Linked DNA regions of Homo sapiens: region 1 is linked to region 2. A link is a loop called in an ENCODE intact Hi-C map of the cell type or tissue named here. Cell type or tissue: heart right ventricle. All regions are shown on one strand.

The links. A loop is a pair of places that touch in the nucleus more often than their neighbours do. Peaks named below come from ENCODE experiments on the same cell type or tissue, not always from the same donor. Only the 100,000 strongest peaks of a DNase experiment are listed, where the experiment ranks them.
Region 1: a loop joins it to region 2, with 2.2 times the contacts of the local background. A loop is called at or near these places in 1 of 110 quality-filtered maps.

The regions. Positions count from the first base shown.
Region 1 is chr2:212,944,012-212,946,511 of GRCh38, reverse strand. The region is part of intron 2 of LOC102725082 (a long non-coding RNA gene); the gene reads left to right. It overlaps LOC107985980 (a long non-coding RNA gene), which reads right to left. Exons shown (of 5, transcript XR_007088067.1): 3 at 436-553. Among named protein-coding and RNA genes, the nearest start is that of MIR4776-2, 19 kb to the right of the region's middle. In heart right ventricle, no CTCF peak of the experiment used is centred here; no DNase peak of the experiment used is centred here.
Region 2 is chr2:213,065,303-213,067,802 of GRCh38, reverse strand. All of the region lies in intron 4 of IKZF2 (IKAROS family zinc finger 2), which reads left to right. Among named protein-coding and RNA genes, the nearest start is that of IKZF2, 85 kb to the left of the region's middle. In heart right ventricle, no CTCF peak of the experiment used is centred here; a DNase peak (open chromatin) is centred at 1,507; H3K4me3 peaks cover 725 bases; H3K27ac peaks cover 655 bases.

The DNA.
Region 1 (2,500 bases), 120 kb after region 2:
GGCAGGCAAAACAAAATCTGTAATACTGAAGGCCATTTAGTATAATGGAAATAAATCAAATGGTTATTTTAAACCCAAAGGAACTATAGCTACTTTGCTTTATATGGGGAGTGACAAACTCATATCAAGAGAAGTCAATCAATACCATTCCCTTCTCTGGAGAGTCTAATTGGGGCTGACTAAAGCAAAGACCTGGATTTCAGTGGCTCTCTCTAGTACCACTACAGGGAAAGAGCAATACTAGATAGCCCCTTGTTTACACCAGCCTGTTGATGTGTCTGTGGTTATGCAAGGGTGGAGAGCATAACTCTTCTGTCTAATAAAGTGAAAGGAATAGAAATTTGAGGAAAGCTCTGAAGCAGCAGCACCAGTGGGATAACTGTATAAATTACCTTGTTATCCCCAGACCTTTAATAGAAAGTGCTACACACTCACCTGATGTTTTTGGAGGGCTGGGGGAATCAAGGAGAAAGTTCTTTATTCAGCTTCAGGGGTTATGTGGCACAGTACAGACACAGCTCTTGTGGGAAGGCATCACAATTAATAACGTAACCTTAGAAGAAGCAATTCAGAGTCAGAATTGGCCAGGAAAAGCACATACCATCCTCACCTTCCCCTTCCCTGTTAGAATTTATGGTAAGAATGAGGAATATGGGGTTACCACCACGTGTGGGATAAGGCTCAAGTCCATTCCACTGAGTTGAAAAAGACAAGGCACCTCAGCTGATGCCTAAGGTACTCTAGTAATGGGCTGAGAAATTGGTAGGAAGACGGGTGCCCTTGCAGGCTCAGATACTGTTACATGCCCCTGAGCAAAATTCAGGATTGCAGAGCAGGAATGCACTCTACTCTCTACTTCTTGCAAAGAAAGGATCTCGTTAACTCTGGAGAAGAGATTTATTTTTTTCTATAGAATTGTTGTTATGTAATTACACATAAAACATATGTCTAGCTTCTTAAAGGGAACTGGCTTCAAATGAGAAAATTTATCAAAATTTCCTTTCAAAGTGTTTATCACTTGCTAACATGCATATTTCATACTCGAGCTCGCTGTTTGGATAAGAGATTCATAACTTCATTGAAAACACTGTCTTATTTCTTGAAAGCAGAGAAAAGGTGTGCAAGGAGACAGGCTCGCTCTTAGATATAGCTTAAATGTAGAGATAGATAAATTACCCGTATTCATTGTACTCTGTTTCACTGTTTGGTTTTGTTGTTTTTCTTTTTAACTGCCTAGAAGCTTGTTTCTCTGCTACAATTAGAATTTAATCACTGGTAATTTAAGACTAATAGACCCACAGATGGACATCTGTAATTAGGAAAGTATTTTTGCTTTTCGTTGCACCACTCAGTTTTTTTCCCTTTTTTAAAAAATACATTTTTGTGTTAGTGAAGCAAACTACTAAAAGTACTGAAAATACTACAAGTTGTTATTTGAGTTATTTCCTCTGTAAAATTACAGCAACTCATTTTCAGCTGGCTAGTTAGCTATCTGAAAGGAGGATAGCTGTGCTAGCTCAATGCTTGCAACACAGTAGGTTCTCAGGAAATATGTTACATGAAATAAATTAAAGATGGAATGAATCAATGAGTGAACCCATGAATGAATAAACTAATGAGAGTTGCCCCAATTTCTCTCCATCTCTAGGTAACAGTTCTGCTCTCTGCCCACCTTTTGTACCATTTCCCCATCAACAACATCCCCAACAACAGCACACGCACACTGGCACCAACCAGTGTGATTATATGAATGTTTGTCTAGGCAAGTGGGTACATAAACATTTTAGAGGTCTAGTCTTATGAAGTAGAAAGGTTGAAGTCTAGGGAAAGGAAAGGAATCTCTCTTCTCCTTCAAGTGCTTTCCATTTGTTCAGTGAGTACCGGTTAAATGAATGACAAGCAAATGCTCGATTCTGGCTATTACTCTTTCATCTGAGCTCTCTTGATTATCCCAAATAATTTTTACAAATGGCATAAAATAGAGATTTTGGTGTTTATTAAGACTGTATATTTAATTATGCTATTGTTTTCTCACAGAAGTGATACGAAATATATTTTTATTACATTATTCAAGATCAAATGGAAGTGCTCTCTTCCTCTCTCCCTCTCTCTCTTAACAAACTGTTTCTTCATGGGTCTGTGTGTTTGTGATTAAACAATTACAGAACTCCATCCAAAACTGGAATTTACATGGTGCTGTGAATTCATAATATTTCATCTTGCAGTGATTAAAAGAAGATGCTATACATAGTATTATTGGAATTATAACAGGTAATATTATGTTGCCTGAATAAAAGATTATTAAGGTTATTAATACCCAGAGATTACCAAGGTTTCTGTTCAGGTTTATAACTCTCAGACCTGAGTGACTTTGCCTTTTTCTTTCACTATTGGTACAATGAGAATATCTGCAATTAGATAATTTGCAATTATGTAGGACAGGTATGTAACACCACAGGAGAGCAGAAGCTGCAGCCGGCATGGCACATGAGGAGGAAGA
Region 2 (2,500 bases):
ACAGTGCATAGTTGCTTATATATATAAAAAGACAGACACATATATCTATATGCATACCTTTCACTAGTGCCATAAAAGCAGGGAATGTATCTGTCTTGTTCACTACTGCTTCGTGGTGCCTGGTACAGAGCAGGTGCTCAGTGAGTAATTTTGAATGATTTCTTAAGAGTTCTTCATACTTGGTTGTCCTATTAATAAGTTAACAGCATTTGTCTTTTGAAATTACTGCCATTCAAGCATTAATTCTCTTGTACTTTGCTCAATTTTAAATGCTCTGTGGTTTTAGGATATGTTCTATTGTATATTATCCATTGAGTGTATCCATTCTGGAAAAAATGGTGTCATTCACAACCAACATGTACTCATGCCTTTTTCCTCTCTTCATGCTTGCCCCTATCTTGAGTGCCATCTAGTTCTTCTTTTATATAAGTCATATCCAACTTTTAGTACTATTTTACATGCCATTTCCTTCATAAAGCCTTCTGCATCTTCCCTGTACTTCCATGTAGTAAACATAACCCCAGATTTATGTTTGTTTGATGTTGATACTTATGAAATGCTTTCACATAGATATATTAATAAGAAGCAAGTAGTTCCAAGTGTATTGTTTATACAATTTTATTTAATACTCAGGACAACCCTAGGAGGCAGCTGTTGTCATTATTTTGATTTTATAGATGAGAAAATTGAAACTTAGGTTTCCTAAGGTCATGTGACTTATAAATGAACGAACCTGGCCTTAAACTCCAGGGTGCTGGACCTAGAGCCCTTGCTCTTTAACCACAGGGCTATGTTGCTTGCTTTAAGTGATTGCATGCTTTTCCAGTCTTCACAGTTTTAATGTAGAGGATATTATCTTCACTTCATACAGTAGGAAGCAGGGAGCTAGCAAGTGGCTTCCAACATTTATATAAGTAAGCATTTAAACATAGATGTTATAATCTGGTATTTCCATGATTTAAATACTTCATAGGATGCTTTGTAAATGTTTTTGCCTTTAATTATATGCATTCTGTAATCCTACTTAAAATGCTCATTCATTCATTAGGAGTAGAAAACTAGGTATGAGCATTGTAAAGAAGAAGAACAACAACAACAACAACAAACTGCTGCTGCTACATTGTGGAAAATAAGTATCTGGCACTGATCTGTCAAAAATTGCTTTAATTCCCCTTAATCACCACAAGTTTTCTCTTTCTCACTACTTGATAGATCTTACTGGTTATTAATTTCTAACTGACCAATCCTGCATCTGAGGGCCAAATGCAGACTCTGTTTATTTGACTCAGACCAGTAGTACAGTGTTTATGGAAGAACAGCAGGGAAAGAACTTTTGTAGCCTCGATGTCAATGTGTATGACCCAGGGATGTTTGAACCTGGGGTATGGAAACCTGTTGGGTTCCCCTGTTGCTTCACTTCAGAGACCCGGTAAAGCTGCTGAAGTGTGTTGCACTGCTTTGGCTCCTCCCTCCCTCTGTTGCCGTTGCCCAGTGATAGAAATCCTGCTCTCTTCCTTATCTCTTTCTGTTGAGCCGCCAGCAGCCTTGCCTTCTGACCTTGTTTAAGCGTCCTTAGTGACCTCTGGGAATCCTTGTGGGTCCCTTTGGGAACATACCCACTCAGCTGGATTTTACTTCTTACAGAAGTTAGGTTAAGAATTTTGTACTGCTCTTATTAAAAAGATAATTTCACAATGTAATTTGCTTCACAAGCCTCTTACAGTTACGTTAAGCAGATGGTTGCCAAACACCAGTTCAAAGTAGATTGCTCTTATATGAAATAAAATCCACGCTCAGGAAATTTGGCAGTGTAAGCTGGTCTTCTTCCAAAACAGGCTTACTCAGACAACTTTCTCTTTACCTCAGACTGGCAATCTGCTACACCTGTATTCCACTGTGGAGTAAAAAACATATCAGATTGTATACACTGATTCAAAGGTATCATTCTTTAACATATTGACATCTGTTTTTTTTCTTTACTATTACTAGCTACTTTGCTTTTGGCATCATAGGGAAATAGCAAGAATTTGGTCATCAGTTCTGAGTTCCAGTCACAGCTCTGACTCTCAATATTTGTATGAATTGAATGTGTTACTTCACTGATTTTAAGCTTCAGTTTCCTCATTTGTAAAATGAGGATAAAATTACGTACTTCATGGAGTGGCTATTTTGATTAATTCAGTTGATATATATAACGCACCTAAATTCTTTCCTGTCATTAATGGTTCTTTAATTAATGTTATTTTGATATTGATGATTTGTGTTTAAAACCTAAATCTGTATTGTTATATTTATTCATCATGTGTATTTGATTTATGTGAGGTCTTCGTAATTTAAAAACAGAAATATCATACGTAAATCAGCAGCACTGGTTCAACAAATACATATTGGGTGCTTTGTATGTGTAAGGATAGAATGATTTTACAACTATGAATAAAGGCAGTATTTCCTCTCAAGGACCTTACACTATAGGCAGTGTAGAGGTAAGGCAAATGTTCTG